3 separate regions of the Mus musculus genome follow, and all the other regions are linked to region 1. A link is a loop called in an ENCODE intact Hi-C map of the cell type or tissue named here. Cell type or tissue: heart. All regions are shown on one strand.

The links. Hi-C counts contacts between places; a loop is a spot of excess contacts. Peaks named below come from ENCODE experiments on the same cell type or tissue, not always from the same donor. Only the 100,000 strongest peaks of a DNase experiment are listed, where the experiment ranks them.
Region 2: a loop joins it to region 1, with 6 times the contacts of the local background. A loop is called at or near these places in 2 of 42 quality-filtered maps.
Region 3: a loop joins it to region 1, with 2.3 times the contacts of the local background. A loop is called at or near these places in 2 of 42 quality-filtered maps.

Annotation. Positions count from the first base shown.
Region 1 is chr11:101,548,172-101,556,171 of GRCm38, reverse strand. It overlaps Brca1 (breast cancer 1, early onset), which reads left to right and starts at 4,217. Exons shown (of 23, transcript NM_009764.3): 1 at 4,217-4,403; 2 at 7,059-7,157. The coding sequence starts at 7,078. Nbr1 (NBR1, autophagy cargo receptor) reads right to left here and starts at 3,518. Exons shown (of 24, transcript NM_008676.3): 1 at 3,217-3,518; 2 at 2,074-2,184; 3 at 297-362. In heart, CTCF peaks have their summits at 3,046 (motif pointing left), 3,247 and 4,259; DNase peaks (open chromatin) are centred at 3,451, 3,841 and 4,211; H3K4me3 peaks cover 3,718 bases; H3K27ac peaks cover 2,986 bases.
Region 2 is chr11:101,624,649-101,632,648 of GRCm38, reverse strand. Rdm1 (RAD52 motif 1) reads right to left here and starts at 4,700. Exons shown (of 7, transcript NM_025654.2): 1 at 4,585-4,700; 2 at 4,197-4,376; 3 at 2,289-2,411; 4 at 1,670-1,829. The coding sequence starts at 4,680. It overlaps LOC115487916 (a small nuclear RNA gene), which reads right to left and starts at 5,283; the gene lies at 5,093-5,283. In heart, no CTCF peak of the experiment used is centred here; DNase peaks (open chromatin) are centred at 4,668, 5,088, 5,538 and 5,838; H3K4me3 peaks cover 2,053 bases; H3K27ac peaks cover 2,089 bases.
Region 3 is chr11:101,318,824-101,326,823 of GRCm38, reverse strand. Psme3 (proteaseome (prosome, macropain) activator subunit 3 (PA28 gamma, Ki)) reads right to left here. Exons shown (of 11, transcript NM_011192.4): 5 at 7,320-7,368; 6 at 6,800-6,912; 7 at 6,545-6,613; 8 at 6,360-6,427; 9 at 6,209-6,263; 10 at 6,011-6,097; 11 at 3,287-5,032. The coding sequence ends at 4,952. Aoc2 (amine oxidase, copper containing 2 (retina-specific)) reads right to left here and starts at 1,761. Exons shown (of 4, transcript NM_178932.1): 1 at 141-1,761. The coding sequence starts at 1,731. In heart, a CTCF peak has its summit at 3,042; DNase peaks (open chromatin) are centred at 1,423 and 3,053.

The sequences.
Region 1 (8,000 bases):
AGAGGACAGGTAGATGAAAGGAAGAGGAAGGGATTAAAAACCCACCCGGAGGCTTCAGCTCTGATATATAAGTTAGACTTGGAAGATCATAGTGAATAAGACAGACAATGTCCCCATGATGACATTACTATCTAGTAATGTGTTTTCTACAAATCTCACTGTTACACAGGATTTTTCCTTCTCAAAAATAAAGACACTAATGCTCAAGATACTGCTATAAAGATCTGCACTTATGTTATAGCTACCACTTATATAGAACTTCTATGTTAGAGAGAAAAGCCAAGTTGGGCACACACCTGTAGTCCCAGTTACTCAGAAGTTGATGCAGGATGGTAATGGAAGTCCAAGAGTTCTAGGTCAGCCTAGGAAACAATGAGATCCTATCTTTAGGATTAAAGAGGTGGGCTGTGGGGAGGGTAAACGGCTGTTGAACGAGTTTAAATTTTATCCACATCAACAAAAACCCCCTTCACATGTTTTAGGTCTCTAAGATTTTTCACTGCCTATTTCAGTGCTTGGATAGTTGAGCATCTGTAGCGTAATCCAGCAAGGTGGATTAACACAGACAAGGGCTCTGCCTTGGGGAGTACAAATAGACGGAATTTCCAATTTTAGGTAAGGAGGTCAAGAATAGCCTGGGTTACAGAATGAACACTAAGTCTCCAGAAAATAAGCAAGCAAACAAACCAACACCAAAACAAAGCAGCAACAACAACAACAATCTACCAGAACCTCTTACAATCACTTATGGGGAATTTTAAAGGTATATAAAAGTAAAGAAAGGAACTTGCTGAGTCCTTTTGGACCTATCAGCTAGCTTCCACAATATCCAACTGGGAGCTAATTTAGTTATCCAGTATTCCTTCCTTTCAGTTGTGTGTGGGGGGCTGCAAATGGAATACAGATGTCTAGACGATAGGGAATCACTCTACCACTGAGCTACACCCTTGTCTCATGACAATGTCTCTCTTGACAAAATATTCATCCTTTCATTCGTAAATATTTATGAGAAAAAAAATGTAAAACCCACCATTATCACACCTAAGAAGCTGGTAATTCTTTAATCACTTATCTATTATTAAAGTCGGTTTGACTTTAATGAAGGACTTTGCTTACTGATGATCTGTGACTTTAGGGGAAAAGGTAGTTTAAGTTGTTTAACGCTACAAGTAAACTCACTGGCATTAAAAAAAAAAAGGTCACCTCTTAAAATATTCAGCACATTTTTAAATCTGCATCTAGAAAGGGCCAGATTCTGCTCCACACACAAGAGGCAAACAAGATTAAGTCCTAGACTTTTCCAATGTCACAGGAAGGGAGGCCATGGGGCGGGAAGACTCAGGGTTCCAGACACAGTTCCACCACAGACTAGTCATAGAGCTGTGAGAAACACTATCTCTGAGCTTCAACTGTTTAATCTATAAAAACAATACTATTTTGATGACCTTAACAGTGTTACCAAAGGAATTTAATAAAATTATGGCCTAGGAGATTGGGAATAAGGCCGAACCAGTCAATTATGTGCATAGCTGTGGGGTTCATTTCTAGCACCACAAAGTGTATAAATTCTTATCAACAGAAACAATTCTTTATTTCACTAAGATAGCTTCTAGTTTATTATTTACTAATTTTTGAAGGAGACATACTCTCACTCCGCAGCCCATGCTGGCCTGGCAATTGCTATAGATTTGCCTGCTTCTGCCTTCAGAGTGTTGTACTATGGATACAACTGTCATTTTAAGAGCCTGTAGGGCTGGAGAGATGGCTCAGCCTCCCCCCCCCCCCGACCCCCCCAAAGAACCCAGTTCAATTCCCAGCACCCGTGCAGCAGCTTCCAACTGTCTGTAATTCCAATTCCAGGGGAATCTAACACCCTCCTACAGACATACAAAAACACCAACGGTTTCAAAATAAATAATTGAAACAAAAGAACCTTGTATTCTTAATTCTGACTATTTTATATACTCAATTATTCATTTTTTCCCATCACTTGTCTTTATCTAGAATTGACTTCGATGCCAAGCTAATGCTAATCTCTAGCACCCACCCTGCTGACAACCAGCATGCATTTACCTGAAATGCAATTCTTCCTTCTTAGGAGCTGTAAAATTTAGGCAGACGCTGGCTCATCAACTCCCCAGCAACTCCCCAGCACGTTCAAGTTGGTTGGTTTGTTTGTTTTTTCTTTAAACCAGAAAAACAAAGTGACCAAAATGTAAAAATTGTGAAACACACTTTCCAACTTCAAGAAATACTCTTCCACTCTTTTCTGTCTGGAAGGAAACTATTCTTCCCCGTTCTGAAATTACACAAGTGGGAATTAGTTTCCATACTTTGGAGCAACCAGCTGTTCTGCCCATGGGAGAAAACAGGAAGTAGGCGGTTCTAGTTTAGCTGGCCAATATACAGGTCTTCATAAAGGGCTTACGTGTGAAAATTCTTTCAGCCAGAGCAATCATCTTGAACTTGTGAAAATATCAAAAGTACAGTTAACCACATCTATACCTGAAGGTTTACCTCCAGCAGTCAGGTAGCTGGGCCTAAGCCTGCACTTTCCTAAATGGCACTGTAAACTCATACCTATTGACTCACGTTCATGTGGCTAAGTCAGCTTTTCCTCACGTGATTATTTTTCAACCCCGACAAATAATTTTAATAAAGCCAATTTGGGAATCTGAACTTCATTTTCTATACCAGAAGCTGGCACAAGCAACCTGAGTTTTAAAATGTGTCATCTGAAAGGTGGGTGTTTGACATAACGGGAAAAACGATGCCTTTCTAATTTGGAAGGTCCTAGCTCAAGATATCTTCCTTCAATAGAGCCTTAAAAATAGGAAAGGGACAGAATGAGGAAGATGTATGTCCTTTCTTGTCGCAGACTTAATCCCAGTCTTCCAGTAATGGTTTCCCGGAACTCCATGTCCCCAGGACAGTGAGTGTCACCACCATCGAAGCCCTCTTTATGTTCTGGGGGGGATCGAGACCTTTTCTTAGCAGAAACTGGCCCTTCTAAGCCATGAACTGTCTCCCTCAGGCAGTATCCACCCCCCACTATCGATGACAACCCAAGCGACTCCCTCATCTGGTCACTGAAAAGACTGGCTGCCCCTGAACACGGAAAGTCACTCCTCTTTGCAAGATTTTCCCCTTGAACTTCCCCGAGCACTCTAAGAACGGCGTGCCCCTACTTCTAGGTAACAGTGGTAGCTTCCTTACCAGCTTTCCGCCCACGGGGGGCGCTTGCCAGTGGCCAGTGCAAGGACCGTTCGCGGCCAGCTCGCCTGCTATCCCTGCGGGGTGAATCTAACATGGCGGACAGAGACCGGGCCTAGTCCCATGTTTCCCGGAGTTTTCCACAAGATGATTGGCTCTTTCTATCTGCCCCTCAAAATAACCTCTCTACCGATTGGTCAGTGCTGCGTTGGCAAGGGAGGGACAGAAGCTCTCTGAACCGCATAACAATAACAAACACCCAGGCCGAGGGGCGGAACTAGCGCGCAGAAGTCAGCTGGTTGGATTTCCCTTTCCCAAGCCGATTGGCCACCCTCTGCTTTTCCCAGGTCACTGACATTGGCGGACTAGTTACCCGAGAATCGCGGGGCTGGACGGGAATTGTAGTCTTCCTGGAACCCACAGCTCCTTTTAGTCTATTTTCTGTGCACAAAACACGAACACAGAACGCTGCGATTCATAGCAGCTAAGACGCATAACTGCGAGGAGGTCTCCGCTGTACCGACTGGGTTCCTGTGGTACTCGTGCCTGCTTCCGGTGTGAGAAGCTCTTTTCCCGTAAGACTACACTTTCCAAGAGATGCTGTGGAGAAGGCCTTTCGTTCCGCAATGCATGCTGGAATTGGTAGTTCTTCTTACACAAGTCTCTTATTTACCGAAACTGGAGACTTCCATGGCAGGAAGGCTGAGGGAGGGATGAGACCTCGTTTTGCAACTGCTTTGGGCACTACCTTGCGCTCATATTCCGGCCTCAGGGAGCGATTCCCACCCTTTGTACAGAACTACTGTGACGTAATAAGCAGGCGTAGATGCGAAGGGGCTGCCTAAGAGAAACCTCGAAATTCTTTCTCTTCCGTCTCTTTCTAGTGACGACATACAGGAAAAAAAAAGACTAGGTAGCCAATCGCAAACCCAGAAACAGTTTCAGCACCCCCCCCCCCCAACTCGCTCCTCCCTTCCCTTCCGCTGACGTGTCTGGATCTTGTGTTCCGAAAGGCTAGCGCTAGGCGCCAAGCGGCCGGTTTCCTTGGCGACGGAGAGCGCGGGAATTTTAGATAGATTGTAATTGCGGCTGCGCGGCCGCTGCCCGTGCAGCCAGAGGATCCAGCACCTCTCTTGGGGCTTCTCCGTCCTCGGCGCTTGGAAGTACGGATCTTTTTTCTCGGAGAAAAGGTGAGACAGCCCTGAGGAACAGAAAGGGTACCCCGGAATACTCATATGAAAGGCAGGAAGCTGCTGGTGGAGACGGGTGTTTACTGATTAGGAAAGTACCTGGGGCGGAACCAAAGGGTCCCAGACGTTTTCAAACAGGACTCTTGGGAAGGGTGCAGTTTGTGCATTCCCGGGGGCAGCTGTGAGGAAGAGGGCAAAGGATCTACGAGGGGGAGTTCTGGCTGTAATCGTATCTTGAAGGTTGTATACGGATGCGGGCTAAAGGATGAGAGGAAAGGCGGGCAGAAGTGTGGCAGGGAAGAGGGGGGAAAAACGGAGTTTGTGGAGGGAAACTCCTGAAGAACTAGACCCGAGTACATTTCACAGAAGGTTCTAGAAGGGAAGTACATAAGGGAATGGCAATAGTAATGAATGCTGTTGGCAGAGAAGACGTGTTTAAAGAGAGCCTTAACAGGGAAACATCCAGAAGAGGTAGGGTGGAGACGCTTTAGCAGTTTTTAAGTGTTCCTTTTGGCGACTTTTAAAATAATATGTGTGCTTCTTTTTTGTTTGGTTGGTTAGCGTTTATGTTGGTGGTTTGGTTTGGTTTGGTTTTGGCTTTTGTGTAGCCTTGGCTGTCCTGGAACTAGCTCTATAGACCAGGCTGGCCTCGAATTCACAGAGATCCACCTGCCTCTGCCTCCTGAATGCTGGGTAGTTGATTAGTTTTGAGACAGAGTCTAGTCTCATTTATATTAGCTCTGGCTGGCTTGGAGCTGTGTATAATAGAACAGGCTGGTCTTAAACACTCCTCCACCTGCCCCTGTCTCTGGGGAGGAGGGGGTCAAAGATATCCACTACCATTCTCAGCTAGTTTTAGAGTTTGTGAGACAGGGCCTTCTGTAATTGGGTTGTGTAGCTCTAGGTGACCTTGAACTCTATCCTCCTGCCTGTACTTCCTGAATGCTGAAAGTACAGGTTGAAACAACCATATCTGATCTTTTGGCCTCCCCAAACTAGCCCAAAAAGACTGCTGAACTTCTGAGTCCAAGCCATCCTCCTCCTTCAACTTCTCCAGTCCCTGAAACTATAGGTATGACACCACTGGTTTTGATTCTAAGCAAGAAAAAGAACACCAGACTCTGGGGAAAGTTCATATATATATCACTTCTGTCCAGTCACTCCATTTTAGCTTTTTTTTTTTTCCTTGAAGAAAGGAAGTGACCCAAGGAAGGCTTTCATATCAAAGAGTAGAGAATTTAGATTGCTAGCTACAAAGAGCAACTGCTAAGAATTTTATTTATCTGTTGATTTATTGGTGTTTGTTTGTTTTGTTTTGAGACAGGGTTTTTCTATATAGCCCTGGCTGTTCTGGAACTCACTCTGTAGTCCAGGCTGTCCTGGAACTCAGAGATCTGCCTGCCTTTGACTCTCAGTGCTGTGATCAAGAATATGTGCCACCACTGCCTGGAGAAATTTTTATTTTTTAAAGATTCATTTTTCATTATCTTTAATTATGTGTATGTGTGTGCAGAGGTTCTGACCTGGATGTAGCGTTCCAGACATCTGACATGGGTGCTGGGAAGAGGCACATATTTTTAACCACTGAACCATCTCTCCAGACCCTGAGTTTTTTGTTTCTTAAGATTTATTTATTTATTTTATGTGAGTACATTGTTGCTGCCTTCAGATACACCAGAAGAGGGCATCTAAGCTCATTACAGATGGCTGTAAACCATCTTGGTTGCTGAGATTTGAACTCAGGACCTCAGGAAGAACAGTCAGTGCTCTTAACCGCTGAGTCATCTCTCCAGCCCCCGGGTTGGGTTTGTTTTTTGTTTTTGTTTTTGTTTTTTTTAATGTACTATATGTAAGTACACTGTAGTTGTCTTCAGACACCCCAGAAGAGGGCATCAGATCTCATTATGGATGGTTGTGAGCCATCATGTGGTTGCTGGGATTTGAACTCGGGACCTGTGGAAGAGTAGTCAGTGCTCTTAACCGCTGAACCATCTCTCCAGTCCGGTTTTGGAGTTTTTAAAAGAATTTTTTTTAAACAGTTCCATTCATTTTATATATGTGAGTACATTATCACTGTCTTCAGACATGCTAGAAAAGGGCATTGGATCCCATTACAGATGGTTGTGAGCCACCGTGTGGATGCTGGGAATTGAACCTTTGGAAGAGCAGTGAGTTTACTTAACTGCTGAGCCATCTTATTAGTCCCTTGTTTTTGTTTTTTAGTGAAGTTTTTTCATCAACTGTTGGTATAATTCTAAAGCACTCCAAATTTAAATTTTTCTTATTTAGAAATGACAAGCCTGGTGCAGTAGCTTAAACACCTGTACTCAGTAGGCTGAGGCAGGGCGATTGCTTCAAGTTGGAGGCTAATCTGGGCTGCATAATTATTTCCAGATGTGTGTGGGCTTCAGCGTGAGAACTCCTCCAAAAAGCATGGATGGGGGTGACTTACCTTCAGTAATTCCAGCACTAAGTGGGTGGAGGCAGGAGGATCAGAGGTTTAAGACTAGCCTTGAGTACATAAGGTACAAAGCCAGTGTGGGTTACATGACATCTTGTCTCAAAAAGGGAAAGAAAGTTGGCAAGGTAAGCTACTGTATTTAAAAGCCCTTTAATGTAGTTTAATTGCATGTGTTTTTAAATTTGTGTTAAAAGTTCACTGGAACTGGAAGAAATGGATTTATCTGCCGTCCAAATTCAAGAAGTACAAAATGTCCTTCATGCTATGCAGAAAATCTTAGAGTGTCCGATCTGGTAAGTCAACAGAAGAGTTTACTCAGCTGGAATTCTTCATGTGGTTACTGTTCATGCAAATGAGTAGCAGAGGCTTAAGATAGTAGAGAAAAACACTCTGTATTAAAAGGACTTTGTATTTTTCATCCCTGAAGAGTTTTAAAAATACAGAAAGGTGGTCTTCACTCTGCCATCCCTCCTCCCTGTCCAGGCAAAGCCTGACTTGATGTGTTCTTCCTCATGGCAGGATTCTGGCTTTTTCTCCAGGGGTGGGACAGCCTGATCTCTTAGAATGACTCTCATAAATAGCATCAGAATAACAATGGAATGCTTGGGGTTTGTGAGGGCCTCTGTCTACCTTTGACACTAGGGTGGAAACTGGTCCTGTAAATTTACATGAGAGTGCCCCTGTCCTCAGCTTTTAGCAAGTCCAGTGTGGGATGAGGTTTTAAATTTCTCTTTCTATAAAATTAATTGAGGCCTGACCTTTTGGTCTATTCAGGCCTTTCCACTTTCCTGCTTTTTGTTTTTGTTTTTGGTTGGGGGTTATACTAGATTTGGTTAGACCAACTCAATCTCAAACTCACCATCTTGCCCAGGCTGGCTTTGAACTCAGATCCTCCTGCCAAGGATTCTAGGCATACACTACCATACCTGGCTAAAAGAGTGAGTTTTGACCAGTGTTTATCTGTGTAAGTATAACTCTTACCTCCAAGATAGGAAATGTTTCCATTACCTTAGAAAATTCTCTGGTGTTCTCAGTGAGTTCTTACTTTTCAGGCCTACTAGGACCTTTGGAAATGAGGCTTTAGTGTGTGATTTTGTGATTTTTAGAATTTTGTGCACTAGGGCTCAGAATGTAGC
Region 2 (8,000 bases), 76 kb before region 1:
GCAGCAGAAGCCAGAGGTCTCAGACCAGACCAATGACTCATTGCAATGAACATTTGCAAGCAAAGAAGAGTGGACAAAAGGGTAGACTGTGGGACACACTATGACAATGAGATTTTTTTTCCCTCTGTTGGAGGAGAGGTTGTAAAGGTGGGGGGCAGGAAAGGGATGAGTGGAACTGGGGTTCATGATGTAAAATTTGTAAAGAACCAATAAAAGTTTTTTAAAAAAGTATTTGAACAATGCTGGTGGTGGTGGTGCACCCTTTTAATCCCAGATCTTGGGAGGCAGAGGCAGGCGGATTTCTGAGTTCGAGGCCAGCCTGGTCTACAGAATGAGTTCCAGGACAGCCAGGGCTATACAGAGAAACCCTTTCACGAAAAACTCAAAAAAAAAAAAAAAAGTATTTGAAAAGATAACAAGTGGTCTGTTTAAAAAGGAAGCACATTTGTGGCTTTCTTAAATCATTATTTGAGCAGCTAAAGGAATACAGAGTGCCAGGAGCCAGCTGCAAGGCCCTGCTGAATGAAGGTCTAGCGTGATAAAGCCCGTTATTTTATAGGCCCAGTGCATTCCACCAAGTTCCTGCTATAATAACCTTGGGATTTGAATGAGGAGTGGGTACCAATCTCATCTCACTGTCAATTTCACATTGACCAGCAGAATCTATTACACCCTGCGACCCCGCCTGCTGTGGCTGAGGGCTGGAATTCTGCAGAGCAGGGTTGGGTGTGGAACAGGGTCTGGTGATGAACCCACAACGAGCTTTACCGATCCAGCAGTCTCGGGAGCCTACCCCATCCCACCGGTGACTAAACACCCTTGCCTCCAACTTGAACCCCTCCTGCTGAAGACCATGGAGCCTATAAAAAAACCTTGACTTCAACTGGAGTGGCTTTTCACAATGCCCTTCTACCTAGCCCAGCCATTCCATTCCAAGGCAGAGGATTGAGTGTCTGTCTATACAAAAGTTTGTGGCACTGTTTAGATAACAATAAATGATGGGTCTGTCTGTTTGTCCCTCTGTGTACACAAGAGAGCTGTCGGCCAGGTATGCTTTTAATCCCAGCACTTGGGAGGCAGAGGCAGGCCAGCCTGGTCTACAAAGTGAGTTCCAGGACAGCCAGGGCTACACAGAGAAACCCTGTCTCAAAAAACCAAAACAACCAAAACAAACAAACAAACAACAAAAAAAAGAGAGGTGTCAGAGCCTACTGGATCTGCAGACAGGTGTTTCAGCCACCGGAACCGAGTGCTGGCTAGAATTCCTTTACAACAAAAGTACAGGCTAACACACTGAGCCATTTCTCCTGTCCTAGAGCAGGGCTTTTCTGAGATAATTGAAGACGAAGATAAAGGACTCTGGCCAATTATTTCAACCTAAAGCAAGTCCTTGACCAAAAACTGGGGACACAATTTCTCCCCTAAGCCTCTGGGCAGGAGGGCAGTCCTGTTGTAAATGTAAAGGGTTTGTCATGCGTACACTTAAGGTGAAAGTCCCTATTACAAGGCATAACAATTCTGCCTAAGACTTCAGTCTAGTCTAGTCAGCCTAGGCTTCGGAAGGGCCTGGCTAGTAGCTGACAACAAGTGGAGAGAAGGAAGAGAGACAGAGAGACAGAGAGACAGACAGATCCGTGACATATCCACCCTCCCTGAGCCAAGGACATACCTTCCTCCAGCTGGCGCAGAGGCTCCTCAGAGATGCCAACCCCAGGGCTCCTGCATCCGTAGGGGGGCAGCACCACCTCTACAGCGCAGAGGAACTGGGGGCTCCCCTTCTGCATGGGCACAGCGAGAGCTGCATCCTCCAGTCCGGAGAGCTCCTGCAGCTGGGAGGGGTTGGATGCAAGTCCTAGGATTTCCTTCTCTCTGAGAACCACGTCTGAGGCTTCTCCCCAACTAGACTAGGCAAGCTCTCCATTACTTAGCCCCAGCCCCAGCCCCAGCTTGCTGGAGAACTCAATGGAGAAAGAAAAAAACCTAACCCCCAAATACCTGCTAACAGCTGGAGCACCCTGCAGCTTCAAAAGCATGTAGGATTTGTAAATGAAAGTCTATCAGCCATGTCTTACTAAATAGGCAAACACTGGAGAAACTAGGACTTGGCCAATGAACTGGGAGGAGCATTCCTAACTCTCAAGGCTAGACCAGGTCAAGCACATTGACTTATCCTCACCATAGCTGGCCCCTGACATAGCCTCCCCATAGCCCTGTAAAAGCCTCCTTGAAGTCTAGGATTACAATGTGCAACAGAGAGTGTTGTCAGTGAAAGATGCACACTGGTTTACCTTGATGATCCTTTTCGACCATCCACTGAAGCCAAAGTAGTAATTGGCCAGTTCCTGGCATCGTGAGCTGTTTAGAGCAAAGGCCTGATGCTGCAGTGCCTTGTGTCTGGTTCCAAGACGAACCTGCCATCCAGAGAGAGAGAGAGAAGAGAGACAGACAGAACAATTGGTAAAGAACTGTTTAGCACGCATGAAAATTTAAATTCAACCCCAGGACAGGATAAGCAGGGCATGGGGACACTCTCCTGCTGTCCCAGCAGTCAGGTAGAGAGGCAGGAAGATCAGAAGTTCAAGATCATCTTTCTCTGATCACAGCCAGTACAAGGCTAACCTGTGCTTAAAATAGTACCTGAATAGCTGAGCAATGAAATGATCTATCTTTACTTTCTATGCCAATCTGGCTACCTCTCCACCCACTTCCATGATACTTGCATATTATTATTGATCTGGCTCTTGAGACCCCTTCATAACTCCAATTCCCTCATCCACTTATTCTCACTTCCCAATAGTACCTTGAATTGTTTTTTTTGTTTTTTGTTTTATTTTTGGTTTTTCGAGACAAGGTTTCTCTGTATAGCCCTGGCTGTCCTGGAACTCACTTTGTAGACCTGGCTGGCCTCGAACTCAGAAATCCACCTGTCTCTGCCTCCCAAGTGCTGGGATTAAAGGCGTGCGTGTGCCACCACTGCCCTGGGAGTGCAAGTCTGGAGGCCAGAAGAGAGTGTGGGATCCCTTGGAACTGCAGTTACTAGAACTGATTGTGAGCCATCCTGTGCGTGCTAGAAATCAAACTTGTGCTCTTAATGACTGAGCCATCTCTCTAGCCCTGTAATCTGTGATTGTTAACATATCCTTCATCACTCTATCAGAACCTAAAGTTTATTAAATGATCTGTTTCAAGAGCACGGGAGACTCACCACTTTGTAATCTTCCCAGTTCCACATACAGTATCTAAATGGCTGAGATGTGGCCATAGGTTAGAAACATACCAATCAAATTCCTTAAAGAATGACTGGCAAGCAAATCACCTCAGGACCTGGAAGTGGGTGATCTAAGATAGAAAAAGGTCTTGCATCATGTATGGACGTAGAGAAAATTCACTTGGGGTCACTACTAACTGCAGTTCTCAGATTTAATCAAGGTTCAAGGGAGAAGAAAAGAAAAGCAATATGGGGGCTGGTGAGATGGCTCAGTGGGTAAGAGCACCCGACTGCTCTTCCGAAGGTCCAGAGTTCAAATCCCAGCAACCACATGGTGGCTCACAACCATCTGTAACAAGATCTGACGCCCTCTTCTGGAGTGTCTGAAGACAGCTACAGTGTACTTACATATAATAAATAAATCTTAAAAAAAAAAAAAAAAAGCAATATGGATAAGAATAAGAAGCTGGGTCAGCAGCAGGTTGATACATCAAAAGTGGCCAATCAGAAATTGAAAGGACAGGTGGTGGAATTGAGAAACATGGTGAGATGTGCTGAGGCTCTGGGGGAACGGGTTCTATGTTAATATGGAATGAAGGCTACAATGTACTAAAGGATGCTTTCCCCACCTCTGGAACCTGAAGGAAGTTCTATTTTACAGTGATGACAATAAAGCATCCATTATATTAAAACTGGCAGTTGGTCAAACACATTTTAAGTCCAAATAAAATAGAAAATGTTTATAAATAATGTAAATAATAAATGTAAATGTAACATACGACATGGGATTTTCATTGGAACTCTTGGGTTTGACCACAATTACTCTCATGATGAACCTTTTATCACCTAACCATCACCTAGGATACCTGAGGCCAGAGGATCAGTGAAAACGCATCTGGAAGCACCGGGTGAATCAGGGCACCACAGAGTCTCTAGCTACTCACTGCAGAACTCGGAACGTTATCCTGAAGCCTGCATTTGCACACACCTTCACTGGTGATGTCTGAAAAAGGGGTTTCCCATCGCAAGCCTTCTGGGCTCTCTGTGCGTCCCGCGAGGAGTAAAACTTGATGATGGCGTAGAAACCAGGACGAGCCACTGCAGCGTTCGGGAAGACTCGGACTGAATACAGAAGGCCAAACTGAGAGAACACTGTGAACAGAGAATGCTGTGGGAGGCCCACCAGTGAGTGCTGACCCCCTACCTCACTTCAAGCCCAGATCCCGCCCTTCTCCGCTGGAAGCACTCCCTTCACTGGGGCTTCATCTAAGGAGGAGACAAGCCCTCGCTGGCTCCCCGTTCCTCTGCGCCCACGCGGGGCCCACGCCTCCTGTCCCCCCACTCCCTTCCCCTGCCCTCTCCGCGCAGCCCCTCACACTTAAGGCTTCGGCTGGGGGCCCAGTGCTCAGATCCCACACCAACAAAACTTTGTCGCTCTGGGTGGGAACTACGAAAGAGATCAACTCCGCCATGGTAAAGCCAGTGCGCCTGCGCAAGCTACTACCGCGAAATTTAAACCCTCACAAGTAAAGGGCGGAGCTTAACGATTTCCTTAAAACTTCCCACAAAGCACATATTTAAAATGTTTCCACCCCACATTAGCTCCAGTGCTACACTCTTTTTTCTTTTTTTTTTTCCTAAGATTTATTTATTTATGTGGTTGCTGGGACCTGAACACAGGGCCTTTGGAAAAGCAGTCGGTACTCTTAACCACTAAGCCATCTCTCCAGCTCTGGCGCAAACGAGAACTCAGTTATCGTGTACACAACCCAATCAGGATACAAACTAACGAAAGTTAAGAAGAAGAAAACACAGACATATTTAAAAAGCTGGACTGCCCTACAATCACCATGCTCTGACTTTAAAACCAACTTTACTCCCCAGAGGGGGTGCACCGTTCCTGGAGGTACTGCAATACCAGGTCGATGCGTGGAGTGGACGGAGCAAGCTCCTATTCCAACTCCTACTTCCAAAAATCCATTTAATATATTGTCCTCGGATAGAGGACGTATCAGATATTAAACTGATAAGAACAGATACTACACTTGATCTTAGCCAAAAGGCCGAGAAGCGATACCGAACTACGCCCACACGCCCCATACACTCAACACCGACCACACCTTTAATTCACAGTCACCAACCAACCGACTCAAACATGCAGCCAACACAGACTCTCCTCTTCATTGAGTACACCACCTTTACGCCACGAAAAGCCTGTAAGATTCAAGGAGGCCGAGAAGTTTTGGTTGCAGTTTTTTGTTTTTGCTCCCAGAGTTCCACAGAGCAGTTATTTGCATGCCCCGCCCAAGCGCGCCGAAAGCTCGAACCTGGACTGCTTTTTCCGCTTCTGCGCTGTAGAGCGCAACCGGGGCGCAGAGGGGACGTATTGACCTTTCCCTGCGATACAACCAGGTTCTTCTTCGCAGTCTTTCAGACCACACCCACAACAAAAGGTCCTTGAGGAAAAGGGGCCTTTCGATTTTCTGCTTAATTTATTAGTTTACAGGCGATTCCGCTAGGCTCCTCCCTAGGATCAAGCAACCAGCTTATGGTGCTTCTTCAGGTGTGGTGATAACGACTGCTTCACCACTCCAGCTCTCTCTGTTCCCACGTGTTCCTTGCGGTCTCTGGCCCCAGCCCCCATTCTCTCCTTCTCTGTCCCCTGCTTTCTCTGCCCTCGTGACTCTGTTCCCCTCTGTCTGCCTATCTGTTCATCTACCTCAACCCCTTCTCCAAGCCCTCCCTCCCCTCTCTTCCCCCAAATAACTCCCCACCAGATCTGTTGCTTGGCGTCATTTCTCAAGGGGGCACTTTGGCATGGGTCAGCCAGGAACTCCCTAATCATATTAAATTTCATATCATACATTATCTAAAAATATATCGCTATTCTGTTTTGAGGCAGGGTCATCACGTTCTATAGATTGGAAGAAGATCCAGGTTCGATTCCCAACACCCGATGGTGGCTCACAGTTATCTTTAACCTTCGTTCTAGAGGAGCCAGCAGGAACACCTGTGGCATACATATTTACATGACGTATGTGTGTGTGTGTGTGTGTGTGGACATTCATACATAAGTAAATGTAAGAAAAAAATCTAAAAGGCACAAGAAGTGAATAAAATTTACAAAGCTCAGGAAGAAGCCGGGCGTGGTGGCACACGCCTTTAATCCCAGCACTTGGGAGGCAGAGGCAGGCAGATTTCTGAGTTCGAGGCCAGCCTGGTCTACAACGTGAGTGCCAGGACAGCCAGGGCTACACAGAGAAACCCTGTCTCGAAAAACCAAACAAACAAACAAACAAAGCTCAGGAAGTAAAAGCTTCAGGAACCTTCAGGAGTCATAATGCCCTCCCCCCAACCCCCGCCGGGCGTGGTCCCGCATGCCTTTAATCCCAGCAAGCAGAGGCAGGCAGATTTCTGAGTTCGAGGCCAGCCTGGTCTACAAAGTGAGTTCCAGGACAGCCAGGGCTACACAGAGAAACCCTGTAAAAAAGAAAAACAAAAAACAAACAAAGCCGGGCGTGGTGGCACATGCCTTTAATCCCAGCACTTGGGAGGCAGAGGCAGGCGGATTTCTGAGTTCAAGGCCAGCCTGGTCTACAGAGTGAGTTCCAGGACAGCCAGGGCTATACAGAGAAACCCGGTCTCAAAAAACCAAAAAAAAAAAAAAAACCCACAAAAAACAAAAAAACAAACAAACAAAAAAACCAAAGCCCTTCCTTCAACCTTGTGTGAGCAGCAGTAACCATTACTCAGCAGAGGAGACTCTCCCAGTTAGCCCAGCTGCCTGTGAGTTCTTTCAGAGAGCTCCAGGAGTGCAGGTATCATGAAGCTGGACTTTCTGGCCGTACATCATGCTGTTATAAGTAACTACCTTGCTCCTGTACATAACCCCAATAAACTCACCTGTTCACCAAGTTAGACTAGGGGAAATCATTTCTTTAATGTATTGTCAATGCTTTTTCTGGGATGAAAGAGGGCTTTGTTCATGCCTCCCCCAGACAGTGTCATACACTACTTATGAGACAGGCTGACTCCATGACAGGCTTCAGATTGGCAGTCTAGGAAACTAGGCCTAAGAACTGGGCAGGTCCAGGTAAGTTAGTTACTAGAGAAAACCTCAGGCTTCAGGCAGCCACTTAGAAACTATCCTGCCATTAGAAGCTGCCCTGCCACCTGGCCTGAAGCAAGGACAATGGGTCAGCAAGTTTTCAGATCTCCCCAGTTGTAGCCTCCCTCAGCCTTGAAGCAGGCTGATCCAGACTTTGAGCTTGCTGCCACTAAGAAGGAGATTACCTAGGGTAGAGCCTTCTGACCTTGATGGCTCTATTTGCTCTTCTCCAAGACTCTGCTTCCTGCTGAAAGGTCCTTGAGACAGTCCAGAGACACACCCTGTAGATCACCTATGGGCTGGCTCTAGGCACCAAGAACAGGCTGGCGGGGGGGATGGGCCGTCTCCCTTATAAGCACACTCTCTTAATAAACTTGCGGGCCTTGATCAGAGAAATATTTGTCTTGGCTTCCTTATTTTTTCTTGCAGTCTAAGTCTCTTTCAGACCCAGCCTGCCTTCCAGAAATACTCGGTTCATGTAGGCCAATGGCTGGCCTCCTACTACAGATCCCAGTGTCGTGCCTACCTGGTCCGGCAAGGAAGACACAACATGGTCGGATTCTTCTCAACAGCCTTTATTGCAGGAATGTCTCGATGCTGCTACGGGGACCCCGGACACCCAGGGAGGATTGCTTATATACACCCCAACACTGGGGAGGGCTATGTGTCCTCCTGGGATTGGTC
Region 3 (8,000 bases), 230 kb after region 1:
GCTGCACTCAATCCTTTCTCCCTTCCCATACCCAGAGGGGTTAGAATGCCCCCTGAACCTTTCTGAGCTCACTCCTTGATTTGGGGACTTCCTGCCCTGTGCCCCATTCCCAGCCTTCAAGGCTCAGGCTAAGAACTCACCTGCTACATCAAGGTCCAGTTTGAAGTGGAAAGCGTGTGTATGCACCGCTCCCAGCACTCTTTCTCCCACACGGTTCCCAAAGAGGAGACTTTCAGCTCCTCCACTCATGAAGGCTGTGTTGATATAGCCCGTGGCATGGACACGAGCTTCAAGGGCCCCGGTTGGGTGTAGCATAAAGTCCCAGATGTAATCATAGTTGCCCACTGATGACACCGACCTGACCACAAGGCTTGAGCTGGCCAAACCACCATAGAAATGACCCCCGATGCCATTATGATGCCTTCGAAGGGGCAGTCCCTGGGCCTCCTCAAATACACACACAGCCCCTGGAAGCAGCTGGACTGACCCCGTGCCCACCAGTACATGGATGTCCACCATTGTGGCTTGATAGGGGCAATCCACCCCCCGAACCAAAGCTCGGCTGTTGAGACCAAGCCCATAGCTGCTGTCCAAGTACCGGATCGTCATTGTTTTGGGGGAATCAGCACCATAAACTGTCAGACACTCCTGGACACTGACTTCATAAGCCACACGCTCACCCTTGAACCGAATATCAAAAATTCTTAAGCCACTGAACACCCCATGACCAAAGGTAAATGTCCAGAGGGGAGATGTCACTGAGTTTCCCTGTATGTTATACTGGGGACCCTGAAGTGAGAACTGAAGAGGGGGAAGAGGAGGGTCTGGAGTGACTCTAGGCCTCAAGGAGGAAGCTCCACCTGGTGTGGGTAGAGGGACCCGAATCACTTCTAGGCGGCCAACTTTAAACTCCCATTCCAACTGGGCCAAGTCTGCATAGTAATGCCCAAGGTAGAAGACCTGTTGGACTACCCAGTCGGCAGGGTCCAGGGCCCCGTGGTCCAACAGTAGCTCCAGCCCCACAGGGTGAAGGAACACTCCAAGACCTGAGATGTTATGGTAGAGGGCTATCCAGGTAGCTCGATCGCCTGCATGGAAACCACTAGCAGTAGAATGCAAAGGTGCCAAGGTGGAGCCATTGTAGTTCAAGACAGAAGCCAGAAAGGTGGGTGCCTTTGGTAGCTCCACTTCTTTCAAATGCCTCCATATCTGAACAAACTCAGTTTTCTGCATGGGGCGCCGATAATAGGGCAGGGGGCCGCCGTGGCGCTCCACAGTCACATCCCGCATGTAGGAGGGGTGAGGCAGGGGCCCCACCACCAGCTCACTCACGTTGGGCTTGGGTTGTCCACCAAAGAAGATGATGGCTAGTGCCTCTCGCACAGGTGGGGGCCCCCCTCTGTCCAGGTGGGCCAGGGCTGCAGCCTTGGCAGGCAGCTGCAACTCTACTGAGAAGACACAGTTGTCCGAGGGTCGAGCCTGGGCTGCATCCACCAGCCCCGGCCCCAGGTGCTTGGTCAGGAAGCTCATCACAGCTGTCAGCTCCTCTGGGGTCAGGTCTGCAAACAGCTGGCTCTGGCTAGGGTGTGTCCAGGGATGAATTCTGGGAGGTATGGAAGGGCATCGAGGAGACTGGCTGAAACTGCCTTGCCTGGTCAGCAGGACATAGACCAGAGCAAAGACAGTGAGGAAAGACAGCCCCAGAAGCAGCAGCAGCACCTTGAGATTCATGGCTGGCACTGAAGCTCCCCCCGTCCTGAGAGCTCATCGGTGTCTGACATTGTGGCAGGCTTATATTCAGGATGATGGAGAGGAATGGACTAAACTCCACCCTGTGGGCTGGACAGGAAATCTCTGATCGTGCTTTATGTAGTTCTGTTCCAATTTTCTGTCTTGTGCTCTGGCTCAAGACATTACATAGCTTGCTCCTGTCCCTAAACTTTGACTGCCAATGGTCACTAACTACTACGTGTCATCATTTAGAACAGGTGAGAGGGATGGGGTGGGTAATGGAGCTGAACTACCTGAGAAGGCAGTTTCGATACACACTCCTTCCTTTCCCTGTCTAACACACAAGTACTAACAAAACACCTCTTAGCAGAATTACATTCCCAGTTCCCAGACCCACCGCCCAACTCAGCAATGAGCAGTCAGCTCTACCTGGGACCTAATGAGTGCCTGACTTGGGAGACCCAGGCCTTACTCTATCCAGTCAGAGAGACGACTGGTTGAGGTTGAGCTGTGTTTAGGTCTATACAATGATCCAGTCCAAGTTATGTAGCCTTAAAGGGGCTACATATCCTGAATTTCTTCCCTATGAAGGCGCATGAGGCATGGTCATTTATACTGATAATACCAACACTCAAGAGGAGTGCTGAGAGTTCAACTAAGCTACATGAGTGAATTATAGGTCAACCTAGGTGATACCCTGCCTTAAAAAATAAAAAGCATAGCCAGGGAGAGGTACTATATGCCTTCAATCCCAGCACTCAGGAGACAAGCCGATCTGTTGAGTTTGAGGCCAGCCTGGTCTTTAGAGCGGTCCTAGGACAGCCAAGGCTACACAGAGAAGGGTCTTTAAAAAACAAACAAAAAAACCGAATAAATATATAAAAAGCATAAAAGTATTCTGTGGAGTGCTTTTGATTAAAATGTAGCCTTACACAGCAAGTGCTTAGTAACCCTGGAGGGAGGGAGGGAGGCAGGCAGGCAGAGCAGGTAGCTAGTGGCTCTAAACTCTGGGATAGAATAGAGTAGATGCCCCTCCCCTACTGGGACCTTAAACCTCTATAGACAATGAAGAGTCTCACTGTCAGGAGGGAAGTGAGGACATGTTATTTTAGAGGGATGTAAGCCTCTTATGAGCACTGTGGGTCAGTATAAACCAATACCAGGAGTTCCCTCAAAAAAGTATGTATGAAGTAAGTATGTATGTATGAATGTATGTATGTATGTAGAGGCAAGCTGGTATGGAGGAAAAGGACTGGATCGACAGGGTCAGCCCGAGCTGCTGGTCCCACACATAACCACAGCAGCCTCTGCTGGCAGCTCAGGGTATCACCAGGAAGGACCTGGAATCTGGTGAAGACAGGCAGCTTTCACACAATTGAGCGTCAACACACAGCAGGAACCACCTCCCATTAGTTCTTGCACTGTGAAGAGGAATGAAGGTTCAACTAGTAAGTTCACACACGACAGGCTAGCCAGAGTGTCTGTGAAGATGGGTGTCTGAATGCTCATGTGTGACCCTTATGTCCCTCAGTCACCAGAGTACAGCACCAGGGTCTGCAGCTTTAGAAAGAGGTCAAAGTACCTGTATTTTTAATAATTTCTTGACATGGTAAAAGAATTTTACATTACAATCCAAGGAAGGAGGGGCAGAGGGACAATCAAACAAAAGGAAAACCAAGAAACACATGGTGGGGGGAGGGGAGGGGCTCAGCTGGAAGGGATCTGAGGGTGGATAGGTGCACTGCCCAACGAAAATGCGATTGGTTTGTTACTGAGCACTATTCTTGGGAAGAGAGCATCCCGCATCCCGCCTCCTTTCCTACAGAATGCTGGGAGTGAAAGTGATGCATCCCAGGTGGAAATATGATTTGGGATTGGAAGACGGAGAGGAATAAAAGTCAAATAGACACTGAGAGTCAGTCACTGGCAGGCTAATTGCAGAGACCAACTCTCACTTAAAAAGCTGGGGGCTAGTGCGATTAATACAAACGCTTTAACAAGTGGTACCTCTGGAAGATTCAAGAGAGGAGGCAACTCTTCTATGGGTTTGACCTTCGCAGCATATTAACACACACACACGAACACACACACACATGTGCACGTGTGTATGTGCACACACACACACGTATACACATGAATTACTGCTTTCCCTGGAAGCACAATACTATAAATACGAGAAACATTTCCCAAAGGGAAAGCACAGCGAGGAGCAGCAGCCTCTGCACCTCACAGCCGGCCGCTCCCCAGCCAGCGCACATGCTGGCCTAGGAGAAGACAAGTGCGGGCCAGAGGACCAGCTTTTGCATAACACCAAAAAGAACCTGAGCCACAGAGGGAAGGCCTTCATGAGCCCTCTGCTGCTCGGCTCTCGGTTCTCCTTCAGCTTACCCTGGCACCAACTGCTACATTATCAGAAGAGGGTGGGCCTGGGACTTTTGCCTGGGTGGATGACTAAGACAACTATCACCTGCTGAGATGTTTGTATGTGAAGGGCTTGAGGGAGTGGTGGTGCAGGAAGGAAGGTATGTTCTATAATGGAGCAGGAAGCATGTATGCATGTCCCTATGCGTGTTTACATGTGTACACATGTGTATGTGAAAACCCCAGTTATAAAAACATCCAAAGAAGCTGCAGGGATGCAGGTGAAGGTCTAGGGGACCCCTCGCCACAGTCAGGCTCAGAGCGGGATGGATGTAGGTGGGAAGCCCTAAGGCATCACCTGGGCAGGCAAGGAGGACCCAAAGTCCCACAGAAACGAGACACTAGCCTTGTGACAAGAGATGTCCCTTCCACCTCCACTCCCCCTGTTCCTAAAAGACACCTAACACTTTCCCTATAGTTCCTCCAGCTTTTAACCAACTAATCATCAAAAGGAAGAAAATACAAAACCTAAAACAGGGGAAGGGGGAGAGAAGGGAAGAAAAAACAAAAACCCACAATTACGCTTGTGCCAGTATGTTGCACAAACCTGGAGTTCTCCAGAAATTAGGACAGGCTGGGTGGGGGGTGTTGGGGAAGGAGATAGAAGAGTTCCTGAGGCCTGAAAAAAGAGGTAAACACGTCACAGAACTAGATGAGAGTTTCATTAGACTCTAACTAAAAACAGAGAGGTGTGATTACTATTTCCAGCCAGTTTTCCCATCACGATAGTCATGTAACAAACCAAGGCAATGTCGGTCTTGAGCCAGACTCACAAAGTCCCCTGGCCCTGGCCCTGGCCTCAGTACAGTGTCTCTGCATTGCTGCTCCGGGGCCGTTTGATCTTCTCAATGTTTTTCAGGATCATGTCATGGAGAGTGACCTAGGACAGGAAGGATCAGGAGATCACTCATCTGTTCAACCTCTACCTCACCAAGAGAGCGATGCTCCAAGCAATCGCTTACCTTACCCAACTCTCATCACTTAACACAGCTGGGGGGGGGGGGGGGGCACCACCACCTCCTACACGCCTAAGCTGGCTCAAGCATTGATCACACTGAGAAGTACGAGAAAGTCCTTTAATAATGCTGCCTTGATGTTAAAAGTCTAGGTTTTTTACTCAGTAATCAAACTCTATTTTAGAAAAAAATTGAAGTCAAGTCTGAGCTTAAACAAGATCAAGATCACAGTTTCCAGACTGAAGAGCTGGCTCATCAGCCAGGAGCAAGAGTTCTTACTGCAGAAGAGCACAAGTGAGTTGCTAGCACCCATGTCAGGCAACTCTCAACTGTCACTAACTGCAGCTCCAGGGAATCTGATGCCCTCTTCTAGTGACCACGGTGCCTGCACTCTCAAATGTACACATACCGACACACAGAGACATAATTAAAAACAAAAACAATCAGGTTGGGTGTGGTGGCACACATCGTTTATCCCAGCACTTGAAAGACAGAGTCATGGAGCTGTAAGTCTGTCACCAACATAGTGAGTTGCAGGCCAGCCAGGGATACACAGTGAGACCTTGTATAAGGACAAATAAGATAAATCAAACAATCCAGTCACTCACTGCATGAGTACTTTGGTTACAGAGCCATCTCTCTGACTCCAAGGCCCATGCTTAAGCATCCATGTATGGTATTATCGCTCCTACCTGGCTAGAACAGACACATCCAACTAGACTCCCTCAGTGATTCATGTTCTCTACTCCATGCTGATGAACAGCTCTCTCTGTACCCTGGGCCAGCTTCCTACTGTGCAGCCTCCAGAGAGACTACAGGCAGACACCACACAGTCATTGAACTCCTATTACCACAGGCCTAGGAGAAGCAGGACACTCTGGGCAGGAACTGGCTTTACTCACATACTGATTCCTCAGCTCTGAGATGATGAGCCGGAGGCTGATGTATTCTTTCTCATCAATCTCTGTGACAGTGCGGCGATAGTCCTCCTGTATGGGAAGTAGGGAGGCTAGTCTTCCAAAGCCCCAATGCCCAGACAGCTTATTCCTAGAATCTTCTCTACCTTGCCACACCACCTCAGATCACAAAACCCTACTTACCACATGGGGATATTTAGCTATTTTAGAAACCAATTTGGCTCTTGTAATATAATATCTGGAAGAAAAAAAAAAAAAAAGCAGCTGAAAAGACCCTGAACAAGCCTCCCATGTCACCAGCCCAAGTTCCTGGATCCGGCCCAAGCTGCCCTACCTAGAAATCTGGTCCAGGTAAGATGCGGCTTCACTCTCCACAGTTCTTAGTTCAGCAACTGTTTCCTCCTGGGGTGGTAAACAGGAGAGTCAAGTTACTTCCCCATCAGCCTACAGCAGCAGCACAGACCGAGGGCAGAGACAAAGCAGGGAAGGAGCTCCCAGTTTGCAGTGTGGGCACACTACCTGAATTGATACCCCGAAGTTGTTCCCATCTTCTATTCTGGGAATCAACAGCTGAACCCACATTTTGACCTGGAGTATGAGAAGACAAAATATATGTAGAAGGACCTTGGTCTTTCCTACTTAAGCTTTGAAGTACATGATTCTTGCTGGTGGGGACTGATGCCAAGACAAAGGAATCAAGGGCCTTAGCCTGCCAACCCTCCCATCATTCCATAGTTCTAGTGCCACTCTTTGGGTAGTGAACCCCTGCCTCACCGTGTTACATTTCTCGATCAGCAGCCGAATCTCGGGTTTTACTTTCTCAATAATGTCCACAAGCTGCTGGTTGCTTTTCAACATCCCATTGGGCATCACAAACACCTTGGTTCCTAGAAGATATGTCAAGGTCACAAGTTCGGGACAGTGCAATGTTTTTCCTCTTCCCTAGACATAGATGTAATAATCTCTTCTCTGTCACAATTCTAAGTGACTCCACCCCCCACACCCCAATGTATCAGGTAGCAACTACTACAGGGGGAACTGAGGCACAGACTATGGGCCTCTGTGACAAGTGTGAGGCATGGCTTCTGCCTCTAAGCATCCTCTCTGGTATCCAACCAGACCCTCCTGGCATTCCAGAAGACTAAATAATGACTGAGCCAGGAGGATTTGCTAAGTGTTGACCTAGGGAATTAAATTGGACCTTACCTCCTGAGCTGGTGAAAACCAGATCCATCCTACTTCTCAGGGCTGCTAGTCAGCAGATGAAGTGAACTGATTAGACGGCAGCTCTTACCTTGAAAGGCCTCTTCACATTCATCCAACCTGCGCTTCTTGTAAGTGGGCTAGAAGGATGAAGAAGCAAGAATTAGTCTGCACTCAACACACATGCCCATTACAAGATACTATACAAGCAAGTTTAATTTTTGCATTCAACATGCACGGCCATTACAAGATACTATACAAACAATTTCAATTCCTTCCTGGACCCCATAGACTATCATATGAATTTCTGTGCGCACACACACACACACACACACACAGACAGCTTTTAAAAGAGGTTCTTGTCAAAAAGAAACTTGTATTCTAGTTGGGAAGGCCAAAGTTACAACTAAAAGAACACATTTTAAAAGCCACTGAAATGGCCAGTGGGTTGGCTCAGCAGGTAGAGGCACTGCTGCCAAGCCTGACGACCCAAGTTTGATCCCTGGGTCCAATGCAGCAGAAGGAAAGCACTCCCTACCCACACACTAAATAAATACTTTTTCAAGTAATGGGGAATTGGGGAAAGTTCCACTTCAAAAATAAGAAGAAAGCAATCAAGGCAGGTAGGGGATAACTGAGGGAGTATGCATGGATCCTTTGGCTCTAATATGAAGAAATTCCTGATTCAGCAATCTCAGCCCATTACCTTCTATATGGTAGAAGTAATGTTAGGAGCTAAGGATTCAGACTACTGAGGCGTCTCCTAACTGCA